Regions from separate parts of the Homo sapiens genome. Here region 2 is linked to region 1. Evidence: chromatin loops called from intact Hi-C (ENCODE). Cell type or tissue: Panc1. All regions are shown on one strand. Each heading gives the region's core, and the rest is flanking DNA. Links, peaks and the distances in the headings are about the cores only.

Region 1 (7,806 bases), core at 890-5,889:
CCTGGTGACAAAATGGGGAGTAACATCACTCTTACCTGCAAAACGTTGGCTGCTCTATGCAGTCACTCAACAAGTTTGAATCACAATTTATCTCTTACTCTTTAATAAAGTAGTTAATGAACTGTCCTCTTCCCTCAGGAAGAGTATCTGAGCATCAAGGGCTAGTAGCAAGGCCTAAATCCATTAAGCCTGACTCTTTTTCACTGTTCCTCATACATCATACCATCATATCTTTATTCCCTCCTGATTCAGCTTAGTTTTCATAGCTCATCTTTGCAGTAATTTCCTGGCATACACACTCAACTCTCTTGCCTCTTGCTTTATCCTTCGTAGTTGTATAGCTGAACCAAATCTTGTCTATATTCAGCCCCATGTGAAAACCCACAGAGCTGAATGTGACTAGATAAATTTACATCGCTATGTGAATAAGCCTCATTTTACATTCATGTTATTGTTGCCTGAAATTCCTATTATGTTTTCTTAGACCATTAATTATCCTATTCTCTCAGATCGAGGGGCTAATGGGCCTAAACTGGCCCACCATTTGTTTTTGTTAATAAAGTTTTATTGGAACACAGCCACTTCCAACAATTTATGTATTGTCTCTGGCTGCTTCTGTGCCACAACCACAGAGTTGAATAGTTGCAGCAGAGATCTAATGATCTGCAAAGTCTAAAATATTTACTATCTTGCCCTTACAGAAAAAGTTTGCCCACCTTTGTCCTAAATGACTATTTCACATTTGTTCTTTCTCCTCAACTCTCTAACATCTGCTCCCTGATTTACTTTTAGCTGATAACCTTGTTTTCTATTTCACTAAGAAAATATAAACATTTAGAAAAGAATTCCCACAGCTTCCCTGCCTCATACCTACCAAATTACCTGCATCAGTAGACCTGTACTGTGCCTTCCTTTTGTTAGCCTGGATGGACCTTCCATGCTCATTTCTAAAGTCAAGCTCTCTATTTGTGTACTAGGTCCTCTCAAATACTCAAGGATATTTCTTCCAGCAATTTTATTATGTCTTGCGTCATTAATTTTCCCCTCTTTATGAGATCTCTCCTATCAGCAGGGAAACATGCTGCTATATTGGTCACTTTTAAAAAAGACATCTCTTGAATCAATATCCTCTTCTTTCTACCTATCCCATGTCTCTTTTTCCCTTTATATAAACAGTCCTCAAAAAAGTTGTCTTTGCTCAAGATTTCTAGGGTTTCTGTTCCCATTTTCACTTCAACCTGTTCCAGTTAGGTTTTTAGTTTCATAATTCCATGGACACAATGTTGTTAAATTAACCTTCATGTTGCTAAATCTAATGTCACTTCTCGATGCTCATCTCATATCATGTACCTGAAACATTTGACCTAGTAGATCACGCCTTCAAATGTGTCCTTCCAGGAGATCATTTTCTCTGGATCCTCCTTTTACCTGATTGGCTGCTCCATGCTCATACTCCTTGCTGGTTGCTCTTCATCTCCTCAATCTGTAAGCCAGCATGCTCCAAGAGCTTGCTTTTAAATCTTTCTCACCTCCATCCACACTTAATACTTTGTTTTTGTTAATAAAGTTTTATTGGAACATGGCCACTCCCAACAGTTTATGCTGCTTTTGTGCCACAACTGCAGAGTTGAATAGTTGGAGCAGAGACCTAATGAGATGCAAAGCCTAAAATATCTACTGTCCTCCTCCTTACAGAAAAAGTTAATAAAGTTAACCCCAGAATATGACTTTAAAACCCTCAATCTAACCCCACTTGGGTATCATATAGGCTCTTCAACTTACCAGTGCCCCCAAACGAACCCCTGGCTTTTCTCTCCAAATATTCCCCTTCCCACCTAAGCCACTGTCAACTCTATCCTTCAACTTGCTCAGGACAAAAGCCTTGGGCTCATCCTGACTCCTCTCTTTCTATTATGCTTTGTAAAATAAATGACTTATTTCTCTTGGGATAAAAAATATCTTTTAGGCGGTCATGGTGGCTCACACCCATAATCCCAGCACTTTGGGAAGCTGAGGTGGGAGAATCCCTTGAGCCCAGGAGTTTGAGACCAGCCTGGGCAACATAGGGAGACCCCATCTGTATTATAAAGAAAATAACAACCTTTAGACATTTTTCTTTGCTCACTCACTAATATGTAAACATGAATTATGGTGTATATGCTTTTGTAATATGCTGTTTTCACCTAAATATATGGTAAGCTATTTTCATTTTAATAAATGTAGATGTTCATTAATAGTTTTTAATAGTAGTATGATATTTCTTTTGGTATGGCTAAACTAATATTTATTCAATGATTTCTAATTGTAAAACACTTAATTTTGGTTCTTTGTTTTTGCTGTTATAAACAACACTGAAATGAATATCTTGGAACATGCAAATAATTATTTTCTAAGAGTAAATTCCTAGAAGTGGGACTGCAGAAATCAACACCATTAAATTTCTTTTAAAAATCTACCTTTGATAAAATTTACATATAAATAAACATATTTTTGCATGTTCCTGCATGAGAGTGATATACTAATATTTGTTGATGAAAATTATGTAACAAGTAAATTATTGATAATTTAGTAATGCTTTTTTACTAAATTTTAGTAAATTTACAAATTTACTAAATTTACTAAAATTACAAATTGCAATTTACAAATGCAATTTACTAATTGCATTTGAACTGCAGTGGTGAACCCAGTGTATATAGAAGATATTATGCATTCAATTTATAGAGAATGTGCCTCTGATTGTGGATTCAGGAACTCCTTGTGTGTTAGCTCCATGGCTCTCTATGAGTTTATAGGCTGGCGACCACAGCTTTGGTGATTATTTAAAGAAGCAATTCATTTAGCATATGATCACAAATGGAACCCATTTCCTCTTTCATCCAAGTTGCCCACTTCCTGATAGAACAAAGTATTACAGTAGTAATATTAATTCTGGTACTAAGAAGGCAAGTAAAAAGTTCTCATTAAAGCAGAGTAATTATAGATACATAGTTGAAATAAAGTAGGATTTTAACTGTGGGCTATTTAAATTAACTTCCTAGATTGAATCTTTTTGTGTACTGTGAGAGCTTCTCTCTGGAATTCATGGCAACTACTTCAGCGTTTCTCAGCCTCTTGGAGAAATGTTGAAGGAAGAATGAAGTCTGTTAATTCCCATGGTTGCAAACACCCGTTGCTGCTTCCTGTTCAAACTCGCCTTTCGTTAACTGCAGCAATTTTGAACTGAGCCACTAGATGGTGTACACTGTTCTTTGCTCACCCTCCAGAAAAAACATCAAGAACTATGCTCAGGTACAGGACTCCAAGGCCAACAAAAACAAAGAGGAAAACTTACAACAGTAAGGCCAAAATTAAGGGCCTCTCTTTTAAAACTCTGGTGGTCCTTTTTTTTTTTTCTTTTGATGCAGATTACACTGAGTTGGAGAATGTCAATATTATTTTCTTGACTCTACTCTTCCTTAGTATACCAAATATTTGAGCTGGACCAAAATCTATTTCAACCTTTCACAGCAACCTATTTTTGAATTTCATACATGAGTCCTGAAGGCACTATAAAGTAGTTTCTCCTTTAGAAACTCATATGTACAGACACCTAGCAGGCATACCCTATGCTAATATTGTTAAAGATAGATTTTTAAAAATAGGTCAGATTTTTCAATATCTTGAAAAATCTGCAGATAAGTCCCATGGTGTTGACATAGCAGAGATGTAATGAGCTAGAATTTAGCTCTGCCCTTTAGTCTATAAGCAACTTTGATCCATGTTTCAATATAAACTTACATTTCTATATAGGGTGTATATGTGTGTGGAAAAATGATATGGTTTTCTTTGAGTTTCAGGGAATAATTTCACAGAAGAGACAAACACATTAAATTCACTTTTCCAAGTGGGTAAATTGCTTTAAGAGACAAACATTTTAGAGAAGTTAAAAGAGAAAGTCTTCCTCCTTACCTTAAAGAGGTGTCTCAGGTTTTTATAAATGCATGGGTATTTACCGACGGATGATTTTTTTTTTAGTAGCTTCAACCTATCCTTTACTTTATTGAATTCACTTTTTTATATAATAAATTGTTTTAAGTTAGGAGCAAACATTTTAATGACAACGTTGAAAAGATAAAAAGTCTTTACCTTACCTTAAAGTGCCCTCTCAGATTTTTAGGAATACACGTATATTTAAATACGGGTGATCTTTTTTGATTAAGTAGTTTCAACATTATCTTCTAATCTTTCTTGTCATCTTAACCTAGATCCTTTATGAATTATAGCTCCTCACCTCAAGTAGCAGTTGACTTTCTAATCCCTAATAGTCAAAGATGATTGTAGCAAATCTGTATAATCATCCTTTGTGGGGAAAATAGTTTTCAAATCCATCAGGGCCCTTGAGCTGAGAAGAGCTGCCCAAAGTTTATTTCTACTACACAGTAATGAGTTGAAAGAAAGGTCTATAGGTGGATCTTCAATTGGAAAATCTAAAAAGTCAGTGAAATTACTAAAAAGCCTTAATGGTGCTTCTGAAAACAGACACTAATTTTATGTTCTCATTCTTTGAATTACATTCATCTGACATTTAGAAGTCATTTTATGGGAAAAATTTTTATTAACTGAGAAACAAGATTTCTTGGATTATAATGATAAATGATGACTATATTTTTAAAATATAGTCAACTTGTGATTATTCAATGACCAGTGCTCTGGTTTATATATTATTCTAATATTATTATTTCTTCAGTTACCTCCTTTCAACCTGTCTTTTTGTTATTTAATTCTTCAGAGAGCGGGCAAAGCCAAAGGGCAGTGGTAAATACAAATTATCAATCATGTATCAGCTGTAAAAAAAACAGTGGCTTTTTTGGTGAGAGAACAGAATGATGAAAGTTAAAATTATTATAAATTGTGAAGATTTTAGCTTGCTTGACTTTTTTTTTTTGAGGTGGAATTTCGCTCTTGTCGCCCAGGCTGGAGTGCAATGGCACGATCTCGGCTCACTGCAACCTCTGCCACCCAGGTTCAAGTGATTCTCCTGCCTCAGCCTCCTGAGTAGCTGGGATTGTAGGCACACGCCACCACGCCCAGCTAATTTTTTTTGTATGTTTGAGTAGAGATGGGGTTTTGCCATGTTGGCCAGGCTGGTCTCAAACTCCTGACCTCAGGTGATCCACCCACCTCGGCCTCCCAAAGTGTTGTGATTACAGGCATGGGCCTCTGCACCCAGCCCTAGCTTGCTTCACTTTTGGCAATCAATTTTGTACCTTCATTTCATATAGTTGATATTTAAAAATTGATTATTTTCCTTTTCATTGTTTTATACCTAGTTTATATTTTTATTTTTTCAAATATGACTTTTGTAGATATAAGCCTTTTACATTATGACTCCTAAAAGCTTTAGTTTAATTTTAATTTTCTATTATTTACATATTCTTATTTGTCCCAATATCCTCATCTGCTAGACAGATGTCTAGACTGGGCCTATAAGAGAAAGGCCAACTCGGAATGAGATTGAAATATCCTCTCTCTCCAAATTGGAGGGCTTTACCAAATAATGGGCAAGATGTTGAACTAATAGCTCCAAAACCTCTGGTCAACCTGGTTGTACCATAATAAATGAGGTGAATGGAATGAATATTTTTATTCTATTTGGCCCACTTTTAGTTACGTGAGAAAACGTTATAAATTCCTGTCATTGATGTGGTATGTGAAATCTTATGGAAATAATAATCTGTTGCAAGTGCAATTTGATGATAGATTTAAGTAAATGAGTCAAACCAAAAATAAAGCATGTTGAAGTGAGAAAGACAAGGGGAAGAAATTCCTCATGGTTGCTTGAAATTTAGACTATGTCATTCACATATCCTCATGGGAGCCAGATGTTGAACTGTAGAATTAGTCTATGATTCGTACGAAATGCCTCAGAAAACACCAAGGGCTACTATGAGACTCCCAGCTGCTCTTTCTTCATCTACCCCTGAAAAGTTGGTACTCATGCATTTCTTCATTCATGTAGTCAATGAATGATTATTATTGAACCCTATTCTATGCCAAGGATTGGGCATACGTAATCCTATTTTCTTGGAGTTGGGTATTTTGTCCTCTTTCCTCTCTATCTCTTCCCCCTTCCAGATCTCAATGATGCTATTTGCTTAAATGCTGACTTCTGAATTGGTATTTCTACTCTTTTCTCGTCTGTCATATAGATCAACATTTTCTAGTTCTTTCTGTAGAACTTCCCTTGAATCTCTCCCAGTCTTTAATTCTTCCTTCCTTCATCAATACACTCACTAAATATTTATTGAACACCTATCATGTGCCAGGCACAAGTCTTGAGTATGATGAATATAGATATTTTGACTTGACATACTGAAGACTAACCACATTCCATCCTCCTCTAAACGTTCATTTTCTTGGTTTCATCTTTTGACCAAAGACATCAGATCAATTTGGCCAACCAAGCCAGGCTGTCTCTTACTTCTACAGCCCAGTAGTTACCAAGTGATGTCTAACTTTATTTATAAAATGAGTTTTGTATTTGCTAGTGTCTCATCGTTTTCATACCTATTGCCGTAAATCAGACCCTTATTATCCCTATTCTGGGTTATGCAATAAATGATTACCCTGCCTCCAATCTCTCCTTTTCCAATTCATCTTAAATTAGCTTTTTAAACACAGATTTAATTATGTTATTTCTCTGCTCAAAGATTTTTGGTGAGTCCCCACTGACTATAGAATAGTATCCAAATGCTTTTCACATAATCTTTTACACCTGATCTCAACCTACCTTTCAGGAGTTCGCCAACTCTGAGCAATTTCCTGAATTTAAAATGCAATGTCATATTCTGCCCTGTTTACATTATTCTCTTTCTCCTGGCACAATAAGAATCCATCACATTTGTATGTTGTTTTCCAGTTTACAGTGAAATTTCCCATGCACCTTCTGTGAGGTAGGCAGAGATATTTCCCCCCAGACTTAGAGCTGGAAGAGTCAAGGTTCTGAATGTGTAGGTGACATACTGAGCAAGCTAATCTTGCTTATGATTAGCAAGAGAGCCCAGATACTAAACATCAATGGGCAGTAGCACCAAGAAACAGATTAGGATGAAGTGTAGTATTTTACCACCAAAATGAATTCAGCATACAGATTTCCATTAATATTTGGTGTCATATATTGTAATTTAAGGGTTTCTTTTACACAGAAAGCAAAGCCCATTTTAAAATTCCATAAATCTTTTGATTTATGACACTAATCAGAGTTTAAAAAATAGTTTCAACATTTTATAGCTATTATGATAAACTCTACCTTCTTTTTAAACTTTGTGTATCTTTAAAGTGTATAGATATACTCACAATATTGACACAGTCTAGCTTCCATAAACATTTTGTAAAAATGGTACCGGCTATTTTCATCAAAATTTTCACTATATCATGCTATAATTTGATGGGAACATGAACTTTCTTTCTTTTTTTTTTGAGACAGAGTTTCACTCTTGTTGCCCAGACTGGAGTGCAATGGCACAATCTTGGCTCACCACAACCTCTGCCTCCCGAGTTCAAGTGATTCTCCTGCCTCAGCCTCCCGAGTAGCTGGGATTGCAGGCATGTGCCACCACACCTGGGTAATTTTGTATTTTTAGTAGAGACGGGGTTTCTCCATGTTGGTCAGGCTGGTCTCAAACTCCCGACCTCAGGTGATCCGCCCACCTTGGCCTCCCAAAGCACTGGGATTATAGGCGTAAGCCACTGCGCCCAGCTGGAAACCTGCACTTTCAACTAATGTTAAGCTAATGCCTGTTTTGTGCACCAATGGCAGGCACTTAA
Region 2 (7,806 bases), core at 1,155-6,154, 500 kb after region 1:
ATGTTCCCTGAGAAAATCATAATATCTAAAGTATGTTCATTGGGTATTAGCACAACTATATAAGAAAAATACTAATTTTTAGAAAAATTGAACTATAGCCAAATAATTGCAATAGATGCTTCTAGGTAGTTAAAAAAATAAAAGCTAAAAATGGTAGTTGATTGTCAATGCAGAAAATAAAAAATCTATTCAAATTTCAGATAGATATTACTTTAATATAGTATTAGCAGTAATTCTGCCACATATTCACAAGGAGTGACATGATGCTAGAGAGAGATTTACAAATAAGAGAAGCTTCTTCCTTGTTTAATGGATAATGCTCTAAGGAAACACTCAAAATCTATTAAATTTATATTTAGGAATCACCCATATCCACGCCCCATCCTTCCTCTATATTCTAGTGCTACCCTCTCCTGTTAAGTACTTGTGATCATTGAAGCACCGGATCTGCGCAAAAACATGAGGTAATCTCTGATACAAAATTAGCACTCTTGCCACCATCTTCAAATTAAAATGTTCATTCCTCAAACAGAGATAGATTTTAACAAGTTACTTTTAAAAAGCAATACGATAAGCCTAATTTATATAATTGTGTGTGATTAATTGATGCTCAATCCTATCAAAAGTACTTTTAAAAGAAATATTAATTATGTAAAACATGTTCCTAACTTAAAAAAAATTCATGTTACAGTAAAATAGTCTTTGCGACAGGAAGGTTGTCATTAAGGCAAATAACTCTTGCCCAGGAAATCCATTGGTCAGCTCCCCTAAATGTTTCCAGATTTATCACATATTCATTTCCCACAATTTAGACCACAGAATATGTCATTTTTTTTACTCAAAGTAATCTCTAATTTTTTTAGAACAGTGGATAAGGCCACAATTTACTGTTTGTAATTTGGATGTGGTCATGATATTTATAATTTGAGTGTGACCGCTATATTCAAGTCTGTTTTTCAAATCTTCCATCTTCCTGCTGATGTGTCTTGAAAATGGAGTATAGGGTTTCGGTCATTCAACATTGAGTGCCTTGAATACAGTAATACTCATGAAATAGTTGTGAGAATGTAGAAATGAAGAGTGACCAATAGGAGAATAATATACAAATTGTGATAATCTTTAGAATATCTCAGAGAATAAATTTGTTTGAAATGTTTACTATTCCAGTACCTGGTGGTCAAATGAAACAGTGTATTAAGCTAAAACTTTTCCACATGAAAGTGTCAAAAATAATTTTATATCCAAATTTGGGACTGCTATAGCCAGAGGAAGAGGTATTTCCTGAGAGTAGAAAATATGGAGCAGAATAAAAAGCAATTAACTCTACAAGGAATGGGAGATTGTCTCTACTAGAACTCAATCTGGAAATTGTTCTTCCAGTGTAGTTCATTGTATTTCTCTCATAAGCTAAATTACAGAGGGGACAGCAAATCTATGGAAAGAACACACAGAGAAAGGAAATGACATAGGCGATACAGCAGGTCTTCTAAGGACAACTCATAACAAATTATATCATATATAACCTACAATTTTGTATAGATCTTTCCAAAAGCAAGGACAAACATCACTAGCTAGAGCTACAGTCCTCTGATGAATATGGTACACTGAAAATTTGATCTTAAGCAATGGCATTTGCAAATTATAGACAGTTAGTAAAAATGCCATGACATTATTAAAAAATCTACCATTTATGGATATATGATATGGAATTGCCTACTGAAGAGAGATCAAATTTAACTCCAGAACCATGCTGTCTGTATGTTATCTGAAGTTTGTGTATATTTTCTTACCTTTATTAGCTGTTGGTATTTCTAATTCTATTGTGTGTTTTCTCATATTCTCCATTAACTCTTGTGACTTTTATGAAGTATTTTATTAAACCATCCCTACAGATGATCCATAATTGTGATCAATTCTTTTGCCCAAAAGGAACACCTCAGATTAGTAACATTACATTTATAATGATGCCTTTAATGAGACTCTTTTCTTTGCAGGGATCCTTTACATTACATACACATTTACACCTTTACCACTTCCTAAACAGGGATGAGATCAGGTTTCTACGAGAAATCACATCGTCTTTTCACCATTTAACACTCAATAACTGATCATAATCATAAATAAATAGCATCATTAATGATAAGGCACATCAATCTCTAAACTCTGCATCTTCAGACTCTATGATTCTGGTCACATAAGGTGAATGCACAACAAGAGCTATCCAAGAAACTGGTAAGAGACAACTTCATATAAATTTAAGGTTATCTGACAAGCACTGTTGACATAGTTAACAGAATCCTTAAGTGCTAGAAAGCAATAGATGATTTAACCATTTTCACTAGAGTAGGAAGTATCAGGAAAAGAAAGAGAATGAGACAGACAGAGAGAGAGAGAGAAAGAGAGACACACACAGACAGAGAGAGATTGATTCAGCTTCTGCACCCAGGATGAGTTTGGTAAAGTATCAGGAGTATCAGGCTGGTGGAGTTTGAACAGTATTTCTGAAATGCTCCTGCTTCTTGCTACTAGCAGCATGTGGACAGCAAAATTATCCAAAAAGCATCTATTATCTATCTATTTATTCATTCAACACATATTTATTGCGTACTTCTGGCCAGACATAGTACTGAGATTTTAGGATACAGAAAAGGATATAAAAGAAAATTCCCTCCCCTTAGAGAAGAAATTATTCTGGCAGGAGATAGGCAGACAAAAGACAGGTATAAATGAATTACCAAAACAAGTTCAGATAGAGATCAGTGCCCAGAAAAAATCATGAGACCATATAATGCTTCCAAGTGGCTGGGGGTGGGTACAGTTGGGAGTAGAAAGGCAGGGACAGGCTTTTTGATGAAAAGAAATGCAAATCTCAATAATTTAGAGGCTGGTTATAGAGGATGTTTTATTCATCTCTCTCCTGCTGACCATCTTTTGCCATTTCACTAATTATTATTGTTCCATTATAGTGCTGGAATGCCAGTCGATAAATGATTATTGAGACCCCACTGTGTTCTCAGCACCACTGTGACTAGAAAATGTGGTTGAATTCAAATAACTAATTCTACTGCTCTAATAAAATGTGAGGTGGGGAAGAATGCTTAAATCGGTAAATAACTTAAGCCTTCTTGCTTTGAGAGGTGCATTGGAGTCTAAGCTTCCTCCAATCCATTCGTAGCTCACACATCTGAAACTCAGCCATCGGTTTCAGCAACTGCTCTAAGAAGAGGCATCACGTATTGCCACTAGATGGCACCAATTATTTTCATATTTTTAGGTCAAGAAAACCCTTTTCTAAAATGTAATGGCCACATTTAAAATAGAAGAATGTTACTTAGCATTGTTATTAACAAAGTATTATTCTCTTCTTAATAATTTTCTTATAGACAAACCAATAGAACTAAGAAGATATGTTCTTTCACCCACATACTTGTTCATGCAATGTACATTTGTTCCAAATAGTCTTTAAAAAAAAGTTCTCACACGTCTTTAGATATGTAAAAAGTAGGGAAAGTAATGGAAATATTGATATAATAATTGAATATATAAATATCATATTTGAATATATAAATATGAAGATCAAAAATAGCTCATATATTATGATACTACATATACTTTGAAAACTTTCACAGAAAAGAGTTTTAAAATACTACGGAAAATATTTTTGCTTCTTAGAAAAGATGTCCCTTTGTATCTTCCAAAAATGAGTAATATTTTTAAATGTAATTTAAATATGGTACTAATTCATTACAATTAAATGTAACAAAAACTATTGCAAAATTTAAAATGGGATAGGAATCATTTAACTGAATGCAAACATTTTATAGGTATAGCTTAATATAATTTGATTAATAAAAGTTCAGGCCTAAAAGAACTTTTAATACAATTTCCCTGTTTCAAACAAGTAAATTTATAGGTCCATTAGAATATTATGCAAAATTTTTCTACAGGAGAAGAGCGTGACATATTTTCATTCCTCAAAAAAGTGGTTGGTAAACATTCAAAGTATATTTATTCAGAAACAAATGATAACCATTCTCATTCTCACATCCTTCATTAAAAGCATAAAAGGACTCTGGAATAAATATAGCCTACATTTTTATATTAATAGACTTCAAAATAAAGTACGATAATAAATGAGAGTACACATAAAATGCATTGAAAAGTACAATATGCTCTATGAATATATCATAATTACTTAGAAGAAACAATGAAAACTTCCAGGTTTATTATGTTAACAAATTTATTTTTAAAATCTTAACACCCTTGCTACTTCAGGATAAAAATTGTCTCAAACTAGCTGCTAATTTGACTATCACTATATTCCTTTCATTTTGAAACATGCAAAAATAATACTCACTTGGGTATCTTGAAGAGTTTTTTGTCTTACAGCAAGGAGCACTCTAAATCTCTGATCTTCCTCAAAGATTCTCTCTTCACAGTCTTTTTTCTCTTGCATATAATGATCAAACACAGTTTGTGCATGTTCCCTTTTAAATCTCATAGTTATAAATTTGTTCCTGTGAAGAAAGAATTCCATGTGCCACTAATCAATTCACATTTTATTTTTCAAAATGCATTTATGAGACATTTTAAAAGGACCAAAATGAAAAATCTTGAAGACCCTTGAACTGACAGGCCTTGGAAAAATTCCCTGGTTTTTCTCAAGGTCTACTTCCATAGGGCTACATCTAAATCATCCAGGTGGAAGAAAATCTATGGAAGAACAGTGTATTCTCTTGGTTGCCTATCCAGCATGCTTTTGTTCTCTAGGCATTTCAAGAAAACCCCTCCTCCAAGAGATATATTCTGATTAGTCCAACCAGCATATGACCCATTGTCCAGGGGCGAGAAGCTATATTAAGATAGCTCGAGGAAATGAGTGAGAAGCTCTTAATTCCATGTAGAAGAGCTCATACCCACTAAATGTGACTTACACATCATGCTTTCAAGGTTGCTGCCAACAGCCATAGTGGAGAGAGAAAAAAATGAGTGCCTGGTATTGAGCTGTTGAATCAACCAACCCTGCAGCTTGCTCTGCCAATTATGTAAGATGATGCCTTTTTTATTGTTTAAGCTGGTGTTATGTAAGATGATGCATTTTTTATTGCTTTATGCTTCCTGTTACATAAGATGATAGATTTTTTTATTGTTTAAGCTGGTATGTGAATAGGTGTATGTATGCATGTGTGTGCATGTCTGTATTTTATCATTTGCAATTAAACACATCATAATGCAAAGGTAAAATAACTTTTATGGTGAACTCAGTAGTTATGTAAGGAACAATACTAGTAGAAAAATATCAAAACATGGTTAAAACAATACTGGTAACAATAACTTGCTTGCCAAAGTTGAGCAGCAACTCAGTGTCCAGATTAAGGTATCTGAAAAAGCTCAACACAGTCTTATTCTATCCACATTAGTTAACAAGTCTACCGATACAGAAAATTAAATCACTTGCACAGTTAGCTATAAAGGCAGCAAGACTAATATTTTGGGAAGGACTAAACTAATATCTCTGCTTTTAAATAATATCCCATTTAATACAACAAAAACCACTCTATGAAATAATAATGAGATAGCCACCTAGAGTTGAGGAACCTAAACTTGGATAATTAATTAGCTTGTGTAAGCTCAACTAGTTGGTAAATGACAGAACCAGAATTCAAATCTAGTCCTGCCTTTTTCTGATTCAGCAGTTCAACATTAAGTACTCATTTTTTTCTGCTCTTCGTTATAGCTGTTATCAGCAAATTTGAAAACATATCACTTTGTTTACAGTTAGTGGATGTGAGCCTCTTCTTCTACAGGAAATAAGGTTCTTCTCCTCTTTCATCTATCTTGCCCTGGTTTTTCCTCTACATCATTCATACCAAAAACATTCCAAATTATTAAGTGATGTCTGATCAGTAGCCAATGATATTGACATCTTGGAGCAGAGAGAACCAATGAAATTCACACAGGAAGGAGCTAGTGTGACCAAAACGATAAAATGTTCATAGTTGATCCCAAAAAAACATTGATATATTTTGACCACATGTACTTTGTTCTCTACACTGTTTTGATATTGAATTATATTAATTATAGCATTGTATTAATATCTACACAGACATTTATATACACTATGTACGTGTATATCTATGCAATAAAATAATGTTTCCTTTCTCACAGTGATAAAACAAGTGGACTTTGAAGTCCTATGGGTCTGGATTTTAATTTTCCACTTTCTAGTTAAGAAGCAATTATAAAAATTAAATGAGGGTCAAGGATGGCTTTGATTGCCATTATTTTTAACACCATATTTTAATTGTCTTGTTTATATAAGGTTTGTCTCTCTGCAAAGATCTTCAGACACTTGAAGATACACTTTCCCACTTGCCATTTCTTAGTCCTTATTGGGGCCTGGCAGTATGCCCACTATGAGTTCTCAATAAATAATAAGTAGCTTGTTGTGGGAACTTATTGAAAATATCAGTAGATTATTCATAAAACAGCTGATCTTCCTTTGCAATCCCACTTTAGGGGGTCAGTTGAAAGGGCACACACTTGGAACAGGTTGGAGCTAAGCTGAAGCTACCTCTACCACTACTTAAGAGTGTGATCTTAGATTCCCTGAGCCTCTGTTTCTCAGCATTCATTGGAAATGATACAATTTAACCACTTGCTATAAGAATTGGATGAGACAAGGTACACACATTGTCCAGGACGTACCTGGCACAATAGCAAGTCATTCAACGGTAGCTTTAAATATTATTTGACATTATATACCATCACTGCTAATTAATAGTTGTATAAGTAATTCCACAGTATTGGCTAATTCTTTTTCTCCTTTTCTTGTTGGAAGGCAGGGCTTTGTCAAGTTTAGAGAGAGAACTGATTCACTGGGACATGGAAACCACTCTTGTCTGAAAGGCCATATAATCCAGCTTCAGAAGAAGTTAGGATTGAAACGGGAGGAAGCCTGAAGAAAAAATTTTCATCAGCTCCTGAATTAGATCTTTATAATTTTAATGTAAGTTATATACATTTATATTTATATCTTTGAGTCCCAAGCTATTCTTACAGGTATTAAACAAGGTGGATAAATATCTTTAAAAGTAAATGATATGTTTCCCTGCTTTTTCACATAATATAGTGAATATGAGTAGTGTTTTTCAGATAAAGCTGAATTATCATGTTGAAAATAAGTTTTACTCTATGATAATAGCTAAACAAATGCTTGATGGGGGCATTGACTTGACTCCATTAGAATGCATGGCAACAGGCTGGGCATAAATTTTTTCTGACACTTTATCCCTCAAGCATTATGATTTTGCTAATGCTTGTAGTAACCTTCTTTATTTAAAGCAGACTGTTGTCCCTAAATGTGGCCAGTGCATGTTCCTCTAATACTCCTCCAAGTCCAGTTCTCAATGTTTTACAAGATAGGAAATGAGAAGCAAAATGAGTAAAGGAAGAGTAAATAAGTTTTAGGTTAGGGTCTATGGATACCCAATGAGCCTGAGAGCATGATCATTCTCTCAGGACTTACTAACCCTGAACAATTATATCCCCGACTCATGAGGTGACTGATAAGAAACTTTTGAAATGATAAATTTGAATAAATTGCACGAGGTTTCATAGAATATCTGAGTCTGAACTCTTACCTCAAAACTAATCAAAAACATTTGGGTGAAAAAACATAAATTATTAAACATGGAGTATAAATACTGATACATCTGAAAGTAATGAAGAATATTATTAATGTCATAAAGAATAAAGTTCTCCTCCTTGGAAAGGGAGAAACATTTCCAGTTATTCAAATAAGAA

What was found. Hi-C counts contacts between places; a loop is a spot of excess contacts. Peaks named below come from ENCODE experiments on the same cell type or tissue, not always from the same donor. Only the 100,000 strongest peaks of a DNase experiment are listed, where the experiment ranks them.
Region 2: a loop joins it to region 1, with 3 times the contacts of the local background. A loop is called at or near these places in 11 of 110 quality-filtered maps.

The regions. Positions count from the first base shown.
Region 1 is chr18:32,711,508-32,719,313 of GRCh38, forward strand. The region is part of intron 3 of KLHL14 (kelch like family member 14); the gene reads right to left. The region is part of intron 2 of LOC112268208 (a long non-coding RNA gene); the gene reads left to right. Among named protein-coding and RNA genes, the nearest start is that of KLHL14, 58 kb to the right of the region's middle. In Panc1, for the core only: CTCF peaks have their summits at 3,226 (motif pointing right) and 3,442; a DNase peak (open chromatin) is centred at 3,224; H3K27ac peaks cover 283 bases.
Region 2 is chr18:33,207,539-33,215,344 of GRCh38, forward strand. It overlaps CCDC178 (coiled-coil domain containing 178), which reads right to left. Exons shown (of 23, transcript NM_001105528.4): 20 at 4,358-4,517. Among named protein-coding and RNA genes, the nearest start is that of CCDC178, 230 kb to the right of the region's middle. In Panc1, for the core only: CTCF peaks have their summits at 3,207 (motif pointing right) and 3,407; a DNase peak (open chromatin) is centred at 3,193.